2 separate regions of the Homo sapiens genome follow, and region 1 is linked to region 2. A link is a contact called in ENCODE Hi-C or POLR2A ChIA-PET data. All regions are on one chromosome and are shown on one strand. The core of a region is the stretch at or near the end of the contact, and the rest is flanking DNA. Distances in the headings are between cores, read along the strand shown.

Region 1 (6,926 bases), core at 2,713-5,212, 150 kb before region 2:
ATATAATTTGGAATTTGAAGCTTAGCTCTGTCTAGATTGGAGATACAGATTTGAGGGTTAGTTTATAGGTGATGTTTCTTCAAGAGACTCAATAGAATGAAAAGAGTAGTAGTGCAAGAATGAAACTTCAAATGACACTGGCATTTAATAGCCAAACAAGGAAGAAGAGATTCTGAAGCAGACTCAGGTGAGATGTGGGAAGTGGGGTGAAGAATGGAGACTCGTGAGAGTGCATTGCCATGGAAGCTGTAATGGATATTTATGTTTTTAGCCTACCGGTATTTAAACAACCTTCTCTTTTCTTTTCTTTTTTTGCAGTGGTGGGGATGGGATCATCCATTGTGTTAGTCTTGGCGGAAGTAGCAGTGTTCTGTATCTAACCTTTACTGTAGTAGAATATAACACCAAAAGTAGGGAAGTTGGCCAGGCATGGTGGCTCACGGCTGTAATCGCAGCACTTTAGGAGGCCAAGGCAGGTGGATTGCTTGTGCCCAGAAGTTCAAGACCAGACTGGGCAACATAGCAAAACCGTGTCTCTACCGAAAATACAAAAATTAGCTGGGCATGGTGGTGCGTACCTGTAGTACCAGCTACTTGGGTGGCTGAGGTGGGAGTATCACTTGAGCCCAAGAGGTCAAGGCTGCAGCGAGCCATGATTGTGCCACTGCGCTCTAGCCTGGGTGACAAAGCAAGACCCTGTCTCAAAAAAGAAAAAAAAAACACAAAAAAACAAGAAGTAGGGAAGTCTAGATTATATGAAGTAAGCCATGGCAAGGACTTTGGAATTTATTCAAAGTAGAGAAACTACCAGTACTTTCTGACAGAGAGAGAGCATTAACATTCTCTGACTTACTTTTTAAAAGGGTGATCCTTATTGTTGTATAGGAAATGAGTTATATTAGAGTTTGGAGTAAAATCAAGTTGATCAGATATGAAACTATTTCAGTAATCCATGCAAGAGAGGATTATGGCTTGGAGTAGTGAAATATATTTTTAAGGGAAAGCTAATGGGATTTGCTAATGGATTGGAATATAAGGTGAGAGCATGAGAGGGGTCAAGCCTATCTCAAAATTTTTGTTTTGAGCAACTGGAAAAATAGAGATGCTTCTTGATAAGACTGGAGAAGAATAGATTTTTTTCACTTTGTTTTTGTTTTTACAATTTTTTTCTTCTGAAATAAGTTCCAGAAGTTGCAAAACCAGTATAAAGAAATTTGTTTTGATTATTTGAGAGTAACTTGCTAACATGAGGTCCCATCACCCCACAATATTTTAGTTTGTAATTGCTATCAATAAGGATATTTTTCTACATATCCAGAATCCAACTGTCAAAATGAGGAGGTTAGCATTGATAGAACCTGTGGATTATATCATCTAATCCACAGAACCCATTCAAGTTTTGCCAGTAGTCCCAATAATGCTCATTTTAGGAAAATAATTCAATCAGGATTATAATTTGCATTTAGTTGTTGTGTCTTTTTGATGTATTTCAATCTAGAACAGCCATAACGTTTCCTTGACTTTCATGATTTCGACAGTTTTGAGGTTTACAGAGCAGTTAATTCTTAGACTATTTCTCAATTGAGATTTGTCTAATGCTTCCCTATGAATCAATTCAGGTTATCAATTTTTGGTAGCAGTATCACAGAGGTGATGTGGTATTCTTCTCAGTGTTACCTTACCAGTTGGCACTTTTTTTTAATTTTTAAAAATTGAAGTCAGGCTAGTTAGGTACATGATTTTAATTTGCCTGTTACTGATGATCTTAATTAACATGGATCACTTGACTTAAGCTTTTTTTTTTGTCTGCTGGCTTTCTACACTAGAAAGGGTACTTTTTTTTCCTTTGAAAAATGAGTGGAAATGATTATTTTTTGGAGATGGTGTGTTGAAACTAAGTAACTCATTCCTCATCACACTTTTCATCCACTAGCTTTAGCATTTGTTGATTTTTCTTGGTTGAATTATTACTTAATTATTTCTATTGATGATTGCTGAATGGTGGTCTTTCTAATTTTATTACATTCATTAGTTGACATTCTACTGTAAGAAAAAGCTTTCTCTTCCTCCCATTGTTGATTTATTTGTTTATCTTTGTTTTTATGGACTCATGGTTTTCTTCTTTCTTTTTTTTTTTTTTTTTGTTTTTGTTTTTGTTTCAGGAGATGGGATCTTGCCATGTCGCCCTGGTGGGATACAAACCCCTGGGCTGAAGTGATCCTCCTGCCTCAGTCTCCTGAGTAGCTGAGATTATAGCTATTGGGCCTAACTTCATTGTTTCATTTTTTCTATTCAGTGGGCCTGTAATCCAACATTATTTTTATTTTGATGCTCAAATTGTCCCATATTTGATAAGTGGAATCCCCTTCAAGTTGTGCCTGTGGCCTTCTGACATGTCCCCATAAGTCTTTATGTGCTTTCTTTCTGGTTCAGTGAGATGTTTTAGGCTCATTTTGCAATTACCTCCTCTAAATCAGCTGTATCTCAGTCATATTCTGATTCCTCAGCCGTACAGTGGGGATTGGTACTTGCAGACATCAGGGCAGCGTGGCAAAACTCCATCTCTACAGAAAATTAGCTGGGCGTGGTAGCAAATGCTATAGGCTGAGGTGGAAGAATTGCTTAAGCCCGGGAGATTGAGGCTGCAGTGAGCTGTGATAGTACCACTGCACATCAGCCTGGGTGACAGTGCAAGACCCTGTCACAGAAAACAAAACAAAACCACCTGAAAAATTTCGTTGAGAATTTAAATTTTTATTGAAAGAGAATATACTAAATAAAACTTCCCCAACCACTTTGTGACTTTCTCTATGTGCATATGTATGGTAGGAGAATTTTGTATTCCAGCTAGTTGTTTCCTCAAAAGGTAAATTGGAGTGATATGGCATTATGGAAAGTTTACTTGAGTAAGAAATAAGAAACAGGTATTCAAGTCTTAGCTTTGTCCAACTTTATAAGTTATATTATCTTTTTGGCCCTCAGATTTTAAAATAAGATGTTTAGACTAGATGTTTTCTTCTCAGCTGTTTAAAATTTAGTCTTATATTTGTCTTGATTAAAAGTCCTAAAAACTGAGGTAATACAGTGGTTGCCCTTGAAATGGTACTGATAGGCATGATGAAGGGAGCACTTTCTCGAGACCAGGCTGGATGGCCTGTAATCCCAACACTTTGAGAGGCCGAGGCAGGAGGATTGCTTGAGCCCAGGAGTTTGAGACCAGCCTGGGCAACACAGTGAGACGCCATATAAAAAAACAAAAACAAAAACAAAAAACTAGCCAGGCATGATGCGTACCTGTAGTCCCAGCTACTTGAGAGGCTGCAGCAAGAGGATCACTTGAGTCAGGGAAGTTGAGGCTGCCGCAGGCAGTGATCATGCCAGTGCACTCTAACCTGGGCAACAAAGTGAGACCCTGTCTCCAAAAAAAAAAAGAAAGAAAAGAAAGGAACACTTTCTTGTTTTATGTTATATTCTGTGTTAATAATTTTTACATTTTTTCTTTGATAATTCCTTAATGTTACTTGACATTTGAAAATAATATAACTAAAAAGAAATTAAAGTTGTCAGTGCTTACAAAATGGCAGCATGCAAGGATAACATGGTTGTTTTTGTAAAAATTTGAATTAGTTGCTAATATTTGAAATTGGGGAGATCTCACATTAAAATTTGGATTAGGGCTTTTTGAAAAACCAGCATATCTGATAATACTGAGCCCGAACTTCTGTAGCAGCTATTGACTGGAGCTGAGGCAGTTGCTTCTCTAGGTGAGCAAATGATCTCTAGTTATTCATAGAACCAGCCACTTCTATTTTGTTTCCTTCCTTTCTCCCTTCCTTCCTTTTTCAGTTATAATTTGCATACCATGAAATTCACCCTTTTAAATACTACAATTCAGTAATCTTTCATTTATTCACAGAGTTGTGCAACCATCACCACTGCCTCACTCCAGAACATTTCCTCATCCCCCAAAAGATACTTCATACTCATTCACAGTCATTCCCCATTTCCCATACCCTGGCTTTAGGAAATCACTAATCTACTTTCAGTCTCTGTAGATTTGCTATTCTAGACATTTCATGTAAGTGGAATATGGGGCTTTTTAAAAATCTGGCTTATTCCACTTAGCATAAATTTGTCCATGTTGGAGCATGTATAGGTACTTTATTCTTTTTAATGACTGAATTTTATTTATTTGTTTATTTATTTATTGGAGATGAAGTCTCACTCTGTTGTCCAGGCTGGAGTGTAGTGGCGTAATGTGGGCTCACTGCAACATCTGCCTCCCATGTTCAAGCAATTCTCCTGCCTCAGCCTCCTGAGTAGCTGGGATTACAGGCTCCTGCCACCATGCCCAGCTAATTTTTGTGTTTTTAGTAGAGATAGGGTTTCATCACATTGGACAGACTGGTCTCAAACTCCTGACCTCAAGTGATCCAATTATCTCAGCTTCCCAAAGTGCTGGGATTACAGATGTAATCTGTAAGCCACCACACATGGTCAATAATATTTCATCATATGGATATAGGACATGTTTCTCTCTTCATCAGTTGATGGACATTTGGGTTCTTATAAATAGTGCTGCATTGAATTTACAGGGTTTTGTGTGGTTGTGTGCTTTCAGTTCTCTTGGGTATATACAATAGGAGTGGAAACAGTGGCTCATATTTCTTCACATCTTCATTACCACCTGTCATTGTCTTTCTTTTTGATTATAGTCATCCTACTGGATGTGAGGTAGTATGTCATTTTGATTTTTATTGGCATTTCCCTGATGACAGATGATACTGAGCATCTTTATTTTTCTTTTTCAGTATTGTTGTGGCTATTCAGTGCCTATTGCAGTTTCATATGAATTTAAGGATCAGTTTTCCGTTTCTGCTAAAAGAGGCCATTGGAATTTTGATAGAGAGTTCATTGAATCTGTAGATAACTTTGGGAGTATTGCTATCTTAAAAATATTGTTTTCCCATTCATGAATATGGGATGTCTTTCTGTATATTTAGGTCTACTTTAATTTCTTTCAACAGTGTTTTGTAGTTTTTAGAGTGCAAGCTGCATTTTTTTGTTGTTGTTAAATATGTTCCTAAGTACTTTATTTTTTTTGGTGGTATTGTAAATGAAATTGATTTCTTAATTTTATTTCCAGAATGTTTATTGCTAATGTATAGAAATATAATTGATTTTTGAATGTTGACCTTGTATCCTGCATCTGTGCTGAACGTGTTTATTGATTCTAATACTGTTTTTGTTTGTTTCTTAGGTTTTCCTGTATCTAAGATTATGTCACTTGCAAATGGGTATAGTTTTACTTCTTATCCAGTCTGGATTCCGTTTATTTCATTTTCTTGCCTCGTCTTCTGACTAGAACCTCTAGTACAATATTAAATAGATGTGTGGCAAGAGTGGACATCCCCATATTCCTGGCCTTACTGGGAATGTATCCTGTTTTTCACCATGAAGTTTTTCACCATAATCAACTTGATTATGTCCTCTTCTGTTTGTTATCTTTTGAGCATAAAAGGGTGTTGAATTTTGGCACATGTGTTTTCTGTATGTTTTGAGATGATTTGGTTTTTGTTCTTTTTTCTTTTTTTTCTTTTTTTCCTTGAGACAGAGTCTCGCTCTGTCGCGCGGGCTAGAGTACAGTGCAGCATGATCTCTGCTCACTGCCAACCTCTGCCTCCCAGGTTCAAGGGAGTCACCTGCCTCAGCCTCCCAAGTAGCTGGGATTATAGGTGCCCATCACCATGCCTGGCTAATTTTTGTATTTTTAGTAGAGGCAGGGTTTTGCCATGTTGGCCAGGCTGATTTCGAACTCCTGACCTCAGGTGATCCGCCTGCCTCAGCCTCCCAAAGTGCTGGGATTACAGGCATGAGCCACTGTGCCTGCCTGGTTTTTGTTCTTTGTTCTGTTAATGTGGTTTTTTACATTGATTGGATTTTATGTGCTGAACCAACCTTGATTTTGTTGGATATATCCCAAATGTGCATGGTATATAATTTGTTTTTTAATGTTCTAGGTTAGGTTTGCTAGTATTTTATTGAGGATTTTTGCATCTGTATTGATGAGATATTGATCTTTAGTTTTCTCATCTTGTGATGGCTTTGTCTGGTTTTGGTATTGGAGTAATACTGGCTTCACAATGAATTGGGAAGTGTTCCTTCTTTTTTTTTTTTTTTTTTTTTTAAAACCAGTTTTTGTAAATTCTGTAAATGTTTGAAGTGATCTGGTCCAGGGCTTTTATTTGTGAGAAATTTTTCATTTCTAATTTAGTCTTTTTACTTTTTATAGGTCTGTTCAAATTCTTAATTTCTTCTTGATGAGTCGATTTTGATAATTTGTTTCTTTTTAGGAATTTGTCTGTGTCATCTCAGTCATCTAATTTGTTGATGTACAGTTGTTAACAGTATTCTCTTATCCTTTTTATTTCTGAAAGGTTGGTGTAATTGCTCCCTTTTGAATTCTTGAATTTAGTTATTTGTGTTTTCCCTCTTCTTTTTTTGATTAGCTAAAAGTTTGTTAGTTTTGTTGATCTTTTCAAAGGGCCAATTTTTGTTTTCTTGATTTTTTTTTTAAATTTCAGTGGTATTTTTATTTTCTACTCCCTATTCCTTTAGCTTGTTTCAGATTTAAATTGTTCCTCATCTTCTAGTATTTTAAGGTCAAAGGTTAGGTTATTGATTTGACATCCTTCTTGTTTGTCAATGTAAATATTTACAGTTATAAATTTTATCTTTAGATGCATCCAATACATTTTGTTTTGATGTGTTTTCATTTTTATCTCAAAGTATTTTCTAATTTTCCTTATGCCTTCTAGTGACCCATTGATTATTTTTATGTTTTTTAATTTTCACATATTTGTGAATTTTCCAGATATCCTTGTGTTGCCAATTTCTAATTTTATTGCATTTTTGTCAGAGAACAC
Region 2 (6,421 bases), core at 2,124-4,623:
CATTAACCTGGGGGGAACCCACAGGCTATCCGATGGGAAAGGAAGAGGCAGACCAGCATGTATACTGTGTCCTGTGAGTAAGATGCAGCGGCACCGCCCCCTCCCGGCTGTGTGCATCTGCACATCTGTCCGTGACTGTGCGAACACAGAGCAGCGCGTGGAGGGAACACACTAGATAGTTAACATGGGTTTTTGGCTGGCTGGGGGTGGCATGGTCCGGGGGGAATAAGGAGCCAAGTTCCTTTCAAAAGCACATGTGTAATATGATACAATTAATAGGATACGTGTGAAAATGATCGCCGTGTAGGTACAGGTGAAAGCAGTTGTAAAATTTGCTAAAAGGAAATGGCAAAACAGGGAGGAGCTAGGCTGATGCTTTCAGTGGGTGGAAGATAATGAAATTTCTGGCTGGAAACTGGGGAAGCTGCGGGCTGGGGTGCTGCTGGTGGTCGGGTGGAAAGAGAGAATTAAGATTGCGTGACGCTTCGCTGTTTCCAAAGCATTGCACGCACACCCTGCCTGTCTCACAGCTTCCTCTAAGGTAGGAGTCATTGACTTCATTAACAGGTGGGGAAACTAAACAACCAAGCCCATCATCTCAAAGCTTTTCCTTTGCACGGGTGCTTCCCGGCCTTGAATAAGGCACGCCCCGCACAGACCTACATCTTAAAGGGGCAAAAAAGCCTCAAGGCTTTATTTTTATTGTAATATCACTTAAGCATGTAAAAGCGAAAAACAAAACAAAACAAAACAAAAACAAACCCACACAGCATAAACTCCTTATTCTTTTGGATTTTGTGCAACAATAAAACAAAAAGTATATGAACTAAATGCAAACTAAATGATGCAATCAATGAGAATTCTAATTAACTACCTGAATGTGATGGTGTGGATTCGCTCAAATTAAGACACCACTTGAAAGGTGAAGAAATCAATGAATGGCTTCGTCGCTGAGCTTGTGCCTCCTGTCCCCTGGTGGTAACTAAGAACATCACAATGAGGTGGCATTCAGAAGGAAGCTGTTCCTTTTAGCATCCTACAATAGAAGCCAGGGAACAAATTCTTACAACTTCATACTGATTTTTAAAAATTAGTATGATTTTATTGCGGTATAACTTATGCATAGTCAACTCCATTTAAACTGCATAATGCGATACAGATTTTTGACAGATGGAATCATTTATGAAACCACTGCCACATTTTTCTAAACATTGATGAGAATGGAATCATATAGCATGCTGTCTTTTCCATCTGGCTTCCTGCACTCAGAAGAATGACTCAGGTTCATTCATGTGGTGGCATAGAACAGTAATTGATTCTTTTTTATTACTAAGTAGTATTCCATTGTATGGATATACCACATTTTTTCCATAAAAATGTGATCTAAATAGAAATTTTCTATTCTCTTGATAGGAAGCATCTAAGTAATCTTTTATAATTTATAAGACCTTGCACATTATATTATATATACAAGAGGGCTGCCCTCTAAAACACGTGATATCTTCTACAAGAAAATGATATCAATATTGCCTGCTTAAATTAGTTTTTTTTTTTTGGTGAAAGAGAAAGGCCTTTATACTGTGGCATTTCCTTGTTTACTAGAGAGTGAAATGTAGTCCCATAGATGATACTATTGATTTTAGCGAAAATCTTGGGACCTACGAGAATAAAACAATTATTTTCAATAAGTAGAAAGGTTTGAGAAGAGGTATAAAAAATGACATGGCTGACCGGGCGTGGTGGCTCACGCCTGTAATCCCAGCACTTTGGGAGACCCGAGGTGGGCAGATCACAAGGTCAGGAGTTCCAGACCATCCTGGCTAACAGTGAAATCCTGTCTCTCCTAAAAATACAAAAAATTAGCCGGGCGTGGTGGTGAGCGCCTGTAGTCCCAGCTACTCGGGAGGCTGAGGCAGGAGAATGGCATGAACCCGGGAGGCAGAGCTTGCAGTGAGCCGAGATCGCGTCACTGCATTCCAGCCTGGGCGACAGAGCGAGACTCCGTCTCAAAAAAAAAAAAAAAGACACTGCTTTGCATAGACGAGTTATTGACTTGCTCTGTGTGGACCTTACTTGATGAAGGCAGGACACGATGGCTAACTAGTGATCTCCTGTGCACTCCAATCTCTAGATTAGGGCAGCCAGAGTGGGCCGGGCCCAGCATCCTGGGGATGCCGGGGGGCAGCCTGAGGCCCTTTCTGGCACACACCGAGCAAGCCCTGCAAAGAAGGTCACACAAAGTCCCAGCAGATCCTCCAGGCTCCACGGCATCCCTGACATATTGCTCTTCAGTGATTAAAAAAAGCTCCAGGATCATTTTTCCTGTGGCTCTTCATGACAGGAGCACATGAATCATAGAGTCAATGTCACTTGCCAAATACGTTCAGTTATTTATTTATTTATTTATTTGCCATGAATTAAGGAAACAGTCTTTCGTTTTTAGTAAGACATTAGGTGCTATATGGAATTGGATGAGTTTGACTTTGTGCTGTGTGTATTCCCAGGGGACTTCCTACCTGCCACCGCCTCTGTTTCAGTCCCTGGTGTTACTCACTGCCTGCCTGTGTCTGCCACTTTCTCTCCTTAGACGTCCTTCACCTTGTCTTGGACTGTGTACCTCCTGGCAAGGCACCCAGAAGTGCAGCAGACGGTGTACCGGGAGATTGTGAAGAATTTAGGGGAAAGGCATGTTCCAACTGCAGCTGATGTCCCCAAGGTCCCGCTGGTCAGAGCTCTCCTTAAGGAAACCCTGAGGTAAAAGGCTCGCCAGAATCCGTCAACAAACTGTGTCCCTTAGGTCCCTGGTTCTCTATCACAACAAGTCCTCCAAATGCCCCCCCGGCTGACCTGTTCAGGATGAGGATGTTCGTGACTGTTATTTTTTCTCTGCTCTTGTCAGAATAGCAGAAAGACCATTCTGTTTTATGGGTCGACATAATCCTTGTTCTCTGTAAAGATCTTTGGGCCAGGCACAGTGGCTCACGCCTGTAATCCCAGCACTTTGGGAGGCCAAGGCAGATTACCTGAGGTCAGGAGTTCAAGAGCAGCCTGGCCAACATGGTGAAACTGCGTCTCTACTAAAAATACAAAAATTAGCAGGGCGTGGTGGTAGGCACCTGTAGTCCCAGCTACTTGGGAGGCTGGGGCAAGAGAATCGCTTGAAGTTAGGTGATGGAGCCAAGATTGCACCAGTGCACTCCAGCCTGGGCAACAGAGCGAGGCTCTGTCTCAAAAAAAAAAAAAAAAGAAAAAAGATCTTTGGAGCAGTCATTGAATATTGTCCCTGCTTTAGCCAATTGGCTTACTGGGGGTTTCCCAAAATGTTCCTGGGTCAATGGCCTTTGACTTTGTTCCTCTGAAGATAACACGAAACAAGATCGATTTGTTAGGAAAATAGTTTGACCTGTTCAGCTGATTTGCAGACCTGGATACAAACCTCATGGTTCTTGAGTGAATGTTCTCATCTGGGTTTAGACGCCACCCAGTGAGGCTCAATTACTCCCAGACAGGGCTTTCCTGACAAACAGAAAAGCCGGAGGGATGTGGGTTGTCCTGGGTTGAGGGGATGGTTTGGGTAGGAGGTGGGATTAGGGACGGATTACATCCCTTCCCCCAAACACGGCATCCTCTGTGAGGAAATGCTGCGACAAAAAGCAAAGCTTGTTTTCTGCAGTATATACTAAAGAATTCTTTCAAAGCTGACTTGATAATGACCGTCAACCTATATAGCATGCTGTTGAACCTCAAAATTAAAAAAAAAGAAGCAGCTGGCTGTGGGGTTTATTGGTATTTGTCAATTAAAGTTTTATTCAGGGTTTTCTGAGATAATCCGATCGCCGAAGTATCTTTTCTCCAAATGCATTTCATGGGGCCTTAAGTCCTATGAACTATTCCTTGATAAAGTGGTCCCGTGGTCACATAAAATATTAGAAACTTGGAATTTCCCTCCTGGGAACACAATGGCATGTGAAAGGCTTGGCTTTGTGTTTTGCAAATGTTTTGCTTTGGGAGTCTTTTCCACATTCCTCAGAATACTCGCTGGTAAAGCAAGCCAACAAAGAAGCAGCAAAGGTCCTTGCAAAATGTTTCAGTTGAAAATGTACCATGTGTTACTTTTTAAGAATTTTTAATGGAAATGGGAATATATCCAGGGTTCTGAACGTTCAATAAAATACTGTGAAAGTCACCACGCCATTCCCGTCCCCGCTGGCTCTTTTCCAGGCTGTTTCCAGTGCTGCCAGGGAACGGCCGGGTCACCCAGGAAGACCTGGTTATTGGCGGGTATCTGATTCCGAAAGGCGTGAGTTTGGGGCCATGGGGGTGGCCAGGCCTTGCGGGTCGGGGTTGAATTGGAATCTGCTTCTACCTTCAGGAAGTCTTTGTCCCTAAGCAGAGATCAATAGGTTTCCTTTTCTTTTGCATGTATTTTAAGATGAAGATGGGGTGTTGGGAGAAAGGAAGGGAATGGTGTGATCTCACTGCTCTGGAAACTTACTGCTCACCAGCAAGGCAGCCCATGCTCCTTGGCCTGCTCCCCAGGCCGTGTGGAAGTGGCCAGTCACCGCTGGGAGTCTCTGAAGGGCTCGACGGTCTTCTCAGTGGCTGCAGTGACATTTGGGGTGCAGTGTGGAGTGGGAAGGGGGGAGCGGCTGCCATCCTGGGTGTGAGTGGACCCGGGCGGCCCCCAGGCGGGAGCACCCCGGGAGACTGTCCGGCTAGGGCTCTGGGCCCTGCCCTGCTCTTGAGTGATTCTGCCCCTTTTCCCTTTTCTGTCATCCCTGATTTCCTCAGACCCAGCTGGCCCTTTGCCACTATGCCACATCGTACCAGGATGAGAACTTCCCTCGGGCCAAGGAGTTCCGGCCTGAGCGCTGGCTGCGGAAAGGAGACTTAGATAGAGTTGACAATTTTGGATCCATCCCCTTTGGTCATGGGGTTCGCAGCTGCATAGGGCGGAGAATTGCAGAACTGGAGATTCACCTCGTCGTGATCCAGGTAGGGCGTGGAGGCCAAACGTTGGCCTTTGGGTTCGGCCTCTTTCTACTGGGCACAACAGGATAAAGACTTCCAGGTTGAAAAGCAAAGACGGTTTTGGAAACTTAAGATCAAGAGCCGTCAGGCACTGTGGCTCACACCTGTGGTCCCAGCTACTCAGGAGGCTGAGGCGGGAGGCTCACTTGAACCCAGGAGTTCAAGGCTGCAGTGAGCCGTGATCACACCACGGCACTCCAGCCTGGGCGACAGAGTGAGACCCTATCCAAAAATAAGAGCTCTGCATGATATCCTTTGAAAATGCCTCCCCATCTCCCGTGCCCACCCTGTCCTCCAACCGCGTGGCTACACTCTGAGAAACCCTGGAGGTCTAAGCGAGGCCCTGTGGGGATTGGGGACCCCGCCTCCACCTCTAGTGGCCGTGTCTGCAGTTAGGAGCTGGCCTCTCAGGCACCGTCAGCAGCAGCCCCCCCCCCCGGGAAAGGCACAGTGGTGCTCTTGCTGGTCTCCTTTGTTTAACTGACCCAACCATTTACACAGAGCAGTGGTTCTCAAGCTTCTTAGGTTGTGAAACATCAGGAAGCCCTGGGTGTTGTTACAGAACACCTTACATGTGAAGATACATAATTCTGGGTTTGCACCGTATCTGGATTCAGGCTATAGCAGGAACTAAATAACACCTGAAGGAAATTTTATAAAAGTAAAGTCAATGGCGGAGAAAATTCCACCCATTAGCCTCTCCTGCAAGTTGGAGAAGACTGTTTCAGCGACGGGAAACCTTGGCCCGAAGTTTGGGAGCTCCATCGTTGCCTGAACATTTGGAGAATGTGGGGAGTGCCTGGTGACCTCATCTCCCCATTTTACTGATGAGGAAACCGAGGCTCAGAAAGCAACAGCCACTTACCAAGTCCCACAGTGGCAGGTGCAGGGCAGGATCCAGGTGTCTTGACTTTTCCCCTACAAGTCATGCAGGTGCCCCCTCCAGGCTCACTGGGAGACCGGAGCTGGGCAGAAGGGAGAGTAAGGGACCAGGGAAGCCTGGTTGGCTGGGAGGAGGGGTAGAGGGATTCTGGATGGTCAGGCTCAGGGTGGGCACCAGAGCTGGAGAAGGTAAGGGTCTACTGCCCAGGGAGGAGGCACAGAACGAGGTGTGGGGAGAACCCCCACTGGCTCAGGGCTGGCTCTGGAGGCACAGGTGGCCCATGAGACTCTGCTGGGGTGGGGCTGGTGGGACCAAGTGGCCATCCCACCTTTGTGTGGATGTGGCCGCTGCCCCTGTCCCTGGGAGTATGTGAGTGGCAGCTCGATGTGTAGGGGGAGCTCAGGGCAAGCTGGCTTCACCCTCAGTTCTGCCACTTGCTGGCTCCGGGACCTTGGCAGGTTTCTCAGCCACCTGAGCTGAGCCTGTCACGTCATTTACAAAAGGGGC

Evidence for each region. A loop is a pair of places that touch in the nucleus more often than their neighbours do. ChIA-PET counts read pairs that join two places held with the same protein, here RNA polymerase II (POLR2A). Pooled maps may share reads with other maps.
Region 1: a map with no recorded cell type shows a loop between it and region 2 (2.6-fold over the local background). The contact joins two enhancer-like sites. A Hi-C loop is called at or near these places in 1 of 37 single-sample maps with no recorded cell type and 6 of 50 pooled maps. POLR2A ChIA-PET finds 5 or more read pairs at or near these places in 2 of 52 experiments (activated CD4-positive, alpha-beta T cell and activated naive CD4-positive, alpha-beta T cell).

The regions. Positions count from the first base shown.
Region 1 is chr2:127,345,672-127,352,597 of GRCh38, reverse strand. All of the region lies in intron 1 of MAP3K2 (mitogen-activated protein kinase kinase kinase 2), which reads left to right. Among named protein-coding and RNA genes, the nearest start is that of MAP3K2-DT, 38 kb to the left of the region's middle. RefSeq lists an enhancer at 112-611. Within about 2 kb of position 3,962, at least 2 of the 41 ENCODE cell types and tissues checked have a DNase peak (open chromatin) inside an H3K27ac peak, as active enhancers do.
Region 2 is chr2:127,191,668-127,198,088 of GRCh38, reverse strand. CYP27C1 (cytochrome P450 family 27 subfamily C member 1) reads left to right here. Exons shown (of 9, transcript NM_001367502.1): 6 at 2,588-2,754; 7 at 4,222-4,300; 8 at 4,792-4,995. Among named protein-coding and RNA genes, the nearest start is that of CYP27C1, 25 kb to the left of the region's middle. RefSeq lists a silencer at 842-1,136. Within about 2 kb of position 3,373, at least 5 of the 41 ENCODE cell types and tissues checked have a DNase peak (open chromatin) inside an H3K27ac peak, as active enhancers do.